Linked DNA regions of Mus musculus: region 2 is linked to region 1. A link is a loop called in an ENCODE intact Hi-C map of the cell type or tissue named here. Cell type or tissue: gastrocnemius. All regions are shown on one strand.

Evidence for each region. Hi-C counts contacts between places; a loop is a spot of excess contacts. Peaks named below come from ENCODE experiments on the same cell type or tissue, not always from the same donor. Only the 100,000 strongest peaks of a DNase experiment are listed, where the experiment ranks them.
Region 2: a loop joins it to region 1, with 11 times the contacts of the local background. A loop is called at or near these places in 41 of 42 quality-filtered maps.

Annotation. Positions count from the first base shown.
Region 1 is chr13:92,739,110-92,744,109 of GRCm38, reverse strand. No RefSeq gene overlaps it. Among named protein-coding and RNA genes, the nearest start is that of Gm41018, 34 kb to the right of the region's middle. In gastrocnemius, a CTCF peak has its summit at 3,087 (motif pointing right); a DNase peak (open chromatin) is centred at 3,081.
Region 2 is chr13:92,577,962-92,582,961 of GRCm38, reverse strand. No RefSeq gene overlaps it. Among named protein-coding and RNA genes, the nearest start is that of Spz1, 4.2 kb to the right of the region's middle. In gastrocnemius, no CTCF peak of the experiment used is centred here; DNase peaks (open chromatin) are centred at 2,010 and 2,542.

The DNA of each region.
Region 1 (5,000 bases):
TTTCGGGATAGCATTGGAAATGTAAATGAGAAAAATACCTAATTTAAAAAAATTTAAAAAAAAAAGAAAAAGAAAAACTCAGGCTCATCAAAGAAAGAAACTGGAGTTGCTCAAGAGGCAGACAGATGAGAGAAAGAGAGAGAAGGGGCTGATCCAGAGGCGGGACAAGGTGAGAACTAAGTAACTTTAAAAGTGGCATTTAAGGTGGTCCTGTTGCTCAAAAGGTAGAGGGAAGGCAGAGGAAGGAGAGAAAGGACTGGGGACAGAAGAGGAGAGTCTGAAGTGGCCCTGTCTATCTCATGTCTACGCAGCATGAGGTGACAGAAACCTCTAACGGGGCCGTGTGACTATAGGAAGGGTTACCCTGTACTCTAAGAGCAGAGGTGACGGCTCCCCACAGCTATGCCTGCAAATCTACCCAATGGCTCCACTAAGCCTTGCCAGTGAACAGTGGTGAAAAGCGGATCCCGACAAGAACACCCTGTAACTACAGAACGCTGCCACAGAGGGCCACAGGAGATAAAGCCTCATCCTCTGGATCCACCCAACTTCCTGAAGGGAGGCCTCAGTAAGGGCTGATACCAGAGGCCCTCTGGGAGAGGACAGAGGACATGCTGAGAGCTGGGCTCCTCAGTACTCAGAGAGGAGCAGGCAGGAGGCCACCATCAAACTGGCCTGTAACCAAGTCAGCTCAGTGGGCCTCAGGGACTGACAGGGATGCCTCCACAGACACCCTTCGCTCCAAGTGTCTCTAGGGCCCTTCCTACCAACCTCTAGTCAGTAGAGGCAGAAGCAGACCGTCTCAGATCCAGGTATAGAGAGGGGGCCCTACAAAGCACACCTACCATTCCAGAAGGACACACACACACACACACACACACACACACACACACACACACACACAGGTACTTATGTTATCATTACAAGAAATAAAAAAACAACAAGCACAAAAATTGAGGAAGTGCAAGAGGCTGGGCTTTAGATCAGGTTGGAGAGTGCTTACCCAACATGCACTGCGATCTGGGTTTGATCTCTTGCATCACATAAACTGGGCATAGCAGCACACATCTGCAACTGCACTACTCCAGAGAGGCTCAGAGGTGCAAGGTTATCGTCTACATAACAAGGCGGAAGCCACAGTGCATACAAGAGACCCTATCTTAATCAATCGATCAGTCACTCAGAAATCAAATGAATGGTAGAATATTGGCTAAGGAAAGCCTGTGTGTAGGGCTGGAGAGATGCCTCCATGGTTAAGAGCACATACTGCCCTTGTGCCTGTATGACCTCAGGACCTGAGGTCAATCTAAGGTACCTGAGCCTGAGGGCCACAACCAATTATAACTCCAACCTCAAGTGATGCCATGCTCTGTACTGGCCTCCACAGGTACCCACACTCACACCAAATACCTCCATACAGACACACAGGTATACGTGTAGCTGATAGTAAAAAGAGAGCTAAAAGAAAAGTGTGAGCAGTTACATGATGCTTGTAATAACAATTAAAATAAAACTATAACAAAGAGCCTGTGCTTTGCTTCCCAACACACACTCATAAAGCTGGATTTAAAAAAAAAAAAAAGCTGGATTCCAACTCAGTCTAAGTTTGGTTTCTTAAAACTGGGCCTCCAGGCTTCTGCTGTTTGTTCTGTCTGTTGTTGTTTTGTTGGGTTGTTTGTATGTTTTAAGATGTCTGCACTGTGCACTGGGATCTCATAAGAAGCCCCTGCACTGAGTGCTTTCGCAGGTGAGAAGCTAAGGCCCTGGACCTTAAGAAGCCACAGCTTTGATCTAGTGACTTCTGACACAGGATTTATTTCAAGTCTTCCATCAGTAAATTTTAACTTGGACATGTGGTGTTGAATGTACATGCCGTTGTGTCAGCAGCTTCTCTTAGCACTGGGACAAGATGGATGGGAGAGACTTTCAGGAGAAAAGCATTCTGACATTGGCTTGTAGTTCCAGTCCATCATGTCAACCAGACCAGGAAAGTGGGAGCTAGACAGGAGCCATAGGCCAGCATAAGCTTCCAAGACCCAGCCCTGGTTGGGACATTTAAACCCATATACAGCAGGAACCCGCTGTTGAGAGTGAATGTGTCCACATAGGAAGGGTTTCTGGCTAAGTGCAAACATCTGTCACTGCCTTTGGAGGTTCTTTCCGAGACAGCTGCTCATTCGTTGTTTATTTTACAGTGCTTACCAGAGTGGAAAGCAGCAGATAGCTGGTGTCTAGGAGAAGCATACTGAAGGAGCACTTTAATGAAAAAGTTCTCAATCCGATTGGTTTTGTTTGTCTGTTTGTTTGTAATCAAGGACTTGCCCAGGCTAACCTTGAACTCACAATCCCTCCTCCTCTATGTCTCAGTGCTGGGATTGCAGGTGTGTAACACCATGTATAACTTGCCCAGGCTAGCCTTGAACTCACAATCCCTCCTCCTTTACGTCTCAGTGCTGGGATTGCAGGTGTGTAGCACCATGTGTAGCACCATGGCTCTGTGGTGATCAGTTTACTTTCCATACATTCCCATCCACTCTCACCTCCCCAACAGATTCATTGGGCTGCTGCATAGGAATAGAATGTCCCCAAAGTCCCTCAATCCTGGAGTCTTGTGAACGCCCCTGGAGGACAAGGACTGGGACATGTCCAGCTCCAGATACTCCCCACCCCCACCTGTCTCAGTAAACTGTTTGTGAACAACCTGGTGAAATGACCAAACACTCAAAAGTGCTTTTACACAAGTCTGATGATGTGAGTTCAAGTCCATTAACCCATGGCGAAAGCAGACTCTCCGGGCACATGGGACATGCATGCATTTGCTGCATGCATGCCGTGACATGTGTATCTTTCACACACATACACATAATGGATAATAGATAGAGAGAGAGGGACAGATGATACACAGACAGACAGACAGACAGACAGACAGACGGATGGGCAGTCAGACAGACAAACAGATAATAGGCTGATAGATGTATCTGTGGACTTGTACAGATAATAGACTGATAGATCTATCTGTGGACTTGTTTTTACTGTTTTACAGCATCAAGCTCACCAAGAGGCTGCCAGTGCATGCCTCTTTGCATATGATCCACTAGAGGGCAGCAATCCTCTAAAAATAGCCTTGTTCTCAACCTGCTGCCCTTCAAATTGAATTTTTTTTTTTAATTTGTATACAAATGAACAGGTTTCCTTTTGGTCATTTTCACACATGTTTATTTTGTTGTGAGACTTTCTTTGGCCCCTTCCTCTCCCCCATGTCCTAGCCCTTCTCCATAGCTTGTTCCCTTGTGTTCCCAGTATCCCCTTTTAACACTACAGGCATCCTCTGAAAGTTCCTTACACAGAGAATAAGAAAGGTGCAGTTTATTAAATTACTTCTATGCTCAGAGCCCTATGGTCAGCGCTGGTAGTTCAGTGCTTAACAGCTCTTTCCTTACCTAGACAAACAACAGCAACTACCACAAAGCAAACATCCCTCTGAATGTGAATGGCTACAAATCAGTGTCTGGGGAAAACACCCGCTCTCATTTCCCTTGGGAGCTGCCAGGCAAGGAATTCTCTGCCCTCAGCCTAGAGTCACAGATGACTTGGGCAGTAAGCACAGAGCTGCTCATCTGTCTGTTTGTCATTCACTCATTCATTCTTTCAAGCCCTGCTGGACAATCTGCTATGTATGCTGCATACCTGGTACCATGGTGGCCAGAGCAGTGCGTGCTGCTGGGACCCTCAGGCCAGTCCTCTGTGTGAGGAAAGCCTGCATCATCTTGTGCTGTCCAACCGGACATTACAGATTTAAAATATCGAGGGTTCTTTGTTTTGATATACTTTGGATTTTGTTTTCCTGTGTGTTTTCTTTTTGTTTGGGGTTTCTTTGTTGGTGGTCTTTTGTTTGGGGGATTTGGGGACTTGGGGGGGGGCATGTTGTATGTATGTTTATATGTGTGCATGTATGACTCGGTTGTGAGATTCTCAAGAGTGAACCTCAACTTTTTGAGGTTGTGACACATTTTCAAGCTGGCAGGTGGCCCGGCAGCTAAAGCACTTGTTGATCTTGCAAAGGTCCCAGGTTCAGTTTCTAGCATCCACATGGTGATTCACAACCATCTATAAACTCCAGTTCCAGGGGATCCAACACCATCTTCTGGCCTCCGAGGGCACTGCATGTCTGTAGAGTATAGACATACAAGCACTTAGAACACCCATGCACATACAATAAAATAAGTCTAAAAAAATGTTTAAGTTAGACATGCATTTATGCATTGGGAGAACCTATATTTACTTAGCCGTGAGTTTTTAGCTGGGTCCAAATGGGACCTCAGCCTAAATCTCCCTGCCTAAGAAAAGTAGGTTTCCAAAGAGCAGAAAACCAAGGCAACCTCCCAGTCCAGAACAGATGGTTTGTCACTAATTGAGAGAGAGAGAAAACAAACAAACAAACAAACAAACAAACAAAAACTAGGTTCCCAGAGTGGGATGATGGGGGAGGGGGGCGCATGCCTATGGTTAACTTTAGCAAACATCTAAAACTTGGGGAACTCACTCAGAGGTACAGCTCTTCCTGGCCCATGTGATGCAGAAAGGATTAAAGCCTTTTGTAGAGAACCTACCCTGGATGGCTGAGGCAGGTTCAAGTACCACACCCATACTTTCAGTATCTATAGTTATGCTCTAGTTTGAAAAGACATCTACTAGGTATGCAAACAAGAGTTGACACAGAAGGCTCTAGGAGCCCAGTCTGGCCTGCAAACACTTGGCTAGTGTAATGGTCAATCTGCATTATCAACTCGGTTAAGAAACTCCTAGATTAATGAAACATAGCTCTGAGAGTGTCAGTGAGGGTTTTTCTAGAGACCATGAAGGGGCAAAATACTCCTGAATCCTGGGCAGCAGCAAACTGGCTGGGACCCAGCCTGGGAAAAAAGGTGGGCAGGAAGTCCACTAGTGCGGGCTCCCCTCTGCCTCCCAGCTGCAGTGAGGGGTGTATCTCACCCCCAACT
Region 2 (5,000 bases), 160 kb after region 1:
GTAAGAAAACATAATGTAGTGGCTATTCCTGGTTGTCAACTTGACAATATTTGGAATGAACTACAATCCGGAATTGGAAGGCTCACCAGTGACCCTTATCTGGAGGCTTGGAGATCCTTATCTGGATCTTGGTTTGAAGATCTTGAGCCATAGTGGCTATGGATTCCAGAAGATTGAATCTCCGAGTTTAAGGAACACACCCTTAATCTGGGCTACGCCTTTCATCTGGGATTAAAGGTGTGGTGGAACACACCTTTAATCTGGGCTCCACCTTCTGCTGGAGACAATATAAGGACATTGGAAGAAGGGAGTCTAGCTCTTGCTCTTGCTCCTTCGCCTGCTTGCTGCGTGAGACTGAGTAACTGCTAGATCCTTGGACTTCCATTCACAGCTGCGACTGAACAATTGTTGGGAATTGGGCTGCCGACTGTAAGTAATCAATAAATTCCTTTACTATCTAGAGACTATCTATAAGTTCTGTGACTCTAGAGAACCCTGACTAATACACATAAGCTATATTCTCATGTGTGTAAGGGAATTCTCTTTCTTTCTTTTTTCTTCTTCTTTTATTTTTTGTTTCTTTTGTTTTTGTTTTGTTTTGTTTTTAGAGACAGGGTTTGTCTGTGTAGCCCTGGCTGTCCTGGAACTCACTCTGTAAACCACCTGGCCTCGAACTTACAGAGATCTGGTTGCCTCTGCTTCCTGTGTGCCGGAATTAAAGGAATACTGCTCCTCCTCCACCTCCACCACCACCACCCAGCCTCACACACTGAATTTTCTCACTTGGTCCTATATATTCTGTGAACTAAAGACTAATGGTATTTCTTTTTTTGTTTGTTTTTTTTGTTGTTGTTGTTTTTTATGTTTTTGTTTTTTTTGTTGTTGTTTTTTTCTAGTCAGGGTTTCTCTGTATAGCCCTGGCTGTCCTGGAGCTCACTTTGTAGACCAGGCTGGCTTCGAACTCAGAAATCCGCCTGCCTCTGCCTCCCGAGTGCTGGGATTAAAGGCATGCGCCACCACGCCCAGCTGACTAATGGTATTTCTGTTTACTAATGAGTTATAGGATGGATAAATCATTATCCCCAAGGCTCCAGTGCTGTAGGCAGCACAGCAGGAGTGTGATCTTGTTAAATTCTAAGACTGAAGTATTATCTATTAATAAGGTAGTAATGTGAAAATGTCTCATTGTCTGCTTGTTTGCTTCACTTTGACATGTTTAATGTGATGGTTGGTGCTTTGGGGAAAACGTTACTAATTTTAAGTGTGATATGGAATGACTAATGATACAAATTAAGTAGTTTGTAGGAAGTAGTTTGGGAATTGAACAATCTTGTTTGCCTTTTTTCCTATTGCTCTTCATTTAGTTTATTTTTACAGTAGGAGCCTTTCATTCACCTCCATTAGACTGTATGTGGATGCACACAGGGGCGCAGAGGAGGCCAATCAGCTATCCTCAATCACTCCCTGCCTTCTTCCATCTCTCCCAAACCTGAAACTCAAGTCTTATTTAACTAGTGAATATTGCCGTGCTGAGAATGAGAAAAAGCCCCTCCTTCCCTACTTACCAGACAAGGACTGCTATAAAAAGACTTAAAAATATATATGCTTCAAGAGAGACTGTGGGCTTATTCTCAGATAGAGATGATAGACAGACAGACAGACATAGCGAGACACATGATAGATTATCACCATCACAGAGAGATGGGAACTCTTACAACAGTTGGGGGAAGTTCTTGCTTGTATCTCATGTCCCACTTGTGTGCTGGTCCATTTCTGAAAAGGGAAGTGGGCATCTCTATTACATAGTTCATTAAAATTTGTATTACATTTTTCTGAGTGTGTGTGTGTGTGTCTGTTTGTAGCATGTGGAAGTCAGAAGACAACTATCCAGAGTCAGTTCGGCCACCCACCATGTGAGTTCCAGCCTGGCAATATGAGCCTGTATGCACTGGGTCATCACACCCACCCAGGGGCTGGTTTATAGCAATGGTTAGCTGTCCTTGAGACTAGCCGTTTCGGGCGAGGAGTGGGGAGGGTGCATGGACTATAAAGAATTTGGCTTTGAATATTTGATTAAGACATCACAAGTCTCTGGGCCAGACTCCAAGAGCTCAAAGTCTGTTGATAAAGTGTGAGGGTTTTGCTTTTATTTTTGGCTTTGTTGTCTCTGCAAATACGACAGTTGCTCCCAGAGGCAGTTGCTGGGGGTCATCTCTACTCTGGGGAAGTTTCTCAGCAGTCTCTACTCTGGAGTTCCCCTGCAGAATTGGCTGCATTTTGCAGGGTTGTTTGCGAACAGGCATGTAAGGGGAGCCAGTCCCAGCAATGCTGAAACCTGCTGTCCCTGTAGAACACTGGTGGGTAAAATGCTCCTGCAGCCTCCTGCACACAGAACCTGCCTCCCCAGACGTCCATCACAACTCTGAGTGTAGCTCTGTCAAGTCCTTTAGAACTGACATTTCTGGGCCCCCAAAACTGTGAGTCAACACTTCCCAGATTCCACAGGAGTCAGTCTCTGCCTCCTTCAGTCACAGTTACAATGTCTCGGGTCTGTAGCACCACCTGGTGGTAAAAACACCTGTTGAAGAAACGGTTTCGCCATGCGTCCAGCTACATCTATTAATTTTTTTTAAATAAAAATTTCAATTTCAGAAAAATCCCCCTATAAAATGGCTACATTCAAATATGTGATTACATTTGAGGTTACACTAGAAGTCAAAATGTTAAAGTGATGTCTTGCAGGGGCTTTCCAGACAACTCAGTAGTTAAGCACACTTGCTGCTTTTGCAGAGGACCCAAGTTTGGTTCCCAGTTAGACATTCTACCCACGTGGCAATGTATAATTCCATCTGTACACCATCTATATAATTCCAGCTCTAGGAGATCCAATGCCCTCTTCAAGTCTTCATGTACAGCAAACCCCTTAAAAACAAACAAACACAAAACAAAACAAAACCCCCCAACACTTTGTACAGCATCACTTTTGAACCTAGGATTCTAATCATAACAGTCATCAATAAAATACTACTGGGATTTTTTTTTCTTAAACTATCAAGAAGGCTGGAGAGTTGGCCTCGTGGCCTAGGAGCACTTGCTGCTCTTGTAGAGGACTCTGGTTTGGTACTCTGCACCCATATGATGGCTCCAATTCCAGGAGGTCTGATGACCTCTTCAGGATCTAAGGGTACCAGGCACGCACATGATGCACAAGATACATACATATGCACAAGAATATACACACATAAAATAAATAAACTATAAAAAAACTACCTAAAACAATGATGTTTTATTTTATCAACTTTCTCTACCATATTCAAATTACCCCTAGGTATGTGAACAAGAACATAAATAATAGTTGTGTGTGTGAACTTCTATACAGAATATATGTGTGTATGAATTTGTAGAGACTAGTGGAGAACCTTGGGGGTCTTCCTCTATTGGTTTCCACCTTCATTTTTTGAGATAGGATCTTACACCAAACTTGAAGCTTGCCATTACAGCTAGACTGGCTGGCCAGGGAGCCCTCAGGATCCACCTGTGTCTACCCCCAAATGTGCAGGTTGCACGCATGCATGGCTCTCTGACTTTTTCCTTGGGTGTAAGAGATTTGAACTCAGATCCTCTTACTTTTACAAAAAGTTTATTTATACACTGAGATATCACACCAGCCTGATAGTATCGTGTTTAAACCCAGATAATTTTATTAAGTATCTATACTTATGCTTGTGTAGATACATGATTGAATTATTAATTGAATTCTTTACTAAATGCTTCCTATTAATAGAAACAAAAGGATTTGGGGCAATGACACTAGTAGATCAACATTGTAATAACACAGGCTAGATTCTCCTGTGGAACTAAAATCAGCACAAAAGTATGAGGAGAACAGGGCCTTTACATATCTTCAAGGTAATTCATTTAATATTTGTTCATGACAAATGCAAAGATGGTAACTTTGAGTAACATGAGTTACCAGCCCTAAGGAAATGGAGTCACTAGATTTAGGGCAGATCAGCTGAGGGTATGTGGGCATGCTACTTCTGTGGCATTCCTACCTAAAGCACATAACCTCAAGAAAGTGATTAGAAATTAGATAAACACAAAATGCCTATTTGGTCATCAGCAGGAAAGTCCTAGAAGAAACTAGACACGACATGTAAATGCGGCGTGATTCAGGTACAGACAAAGAATTTTAGTGGGGAGACAGGATAACTCAGGGGAATCTTTCGTTTACATGATAATGCTGTGCCGACTTTGGCTTCTATAACTGTATTGTGGTGACATAAGATGCTTGCTGGCTGCTTCTTGACTGAGAGCTTCCTGTTTCAGCAATGTAATCTATCTCTCCATTCAACCTTAGGATGCTATAGATGCCAGATAAGAGATGGTTTCTGATTACAACGCAGAAAAACTGGAAATGACCAAACAACAAAACAACAAAAATTCCCCAAACCAAACCAACAAAACCTGTCTCAGTGGTACTTTTGAGTAAAGCGGAAATACAGTCAAAAGGAAACCCAGAAAGAGTATGAGAGTGACCCCTGACCTCTGGCTTCTGGGCACTGTATAAGTTAGAAAAAAAAAAAAAACAACCCTTAAACAGAATGCAAGCCAGGTTCTGCTGAACCATGACATTGAGCCATGACGTTGAGCCTAGTTGTCCAGAGTGGGAAGCTCAAAGAAACTAAGGCCAATGCTGATAGCTATGGAAGGAAAAATATTTCTCTTCTCCACGGGGGACAAATAAGTGTGGATTTTCGCTTGAAATCAGCATGAAAGCTATTTAGTAGAGTTCTCCATAACAGGAGTGTTATAAAAAATTGCTCTGAACTTAATATTTTTCTTAAAGATATATTTATTTTATGTATGTGAGTCCATTGTGGTTCTCCTTGGACACACCAGAAGAGGGCATCGGGTCCTATTACAGATAGTTGTGAGCCACCATGTGGCTGCTGGGTATTGAACTTAGGACCGCTGGAAGAACAGCCAGTGCTCTTAAC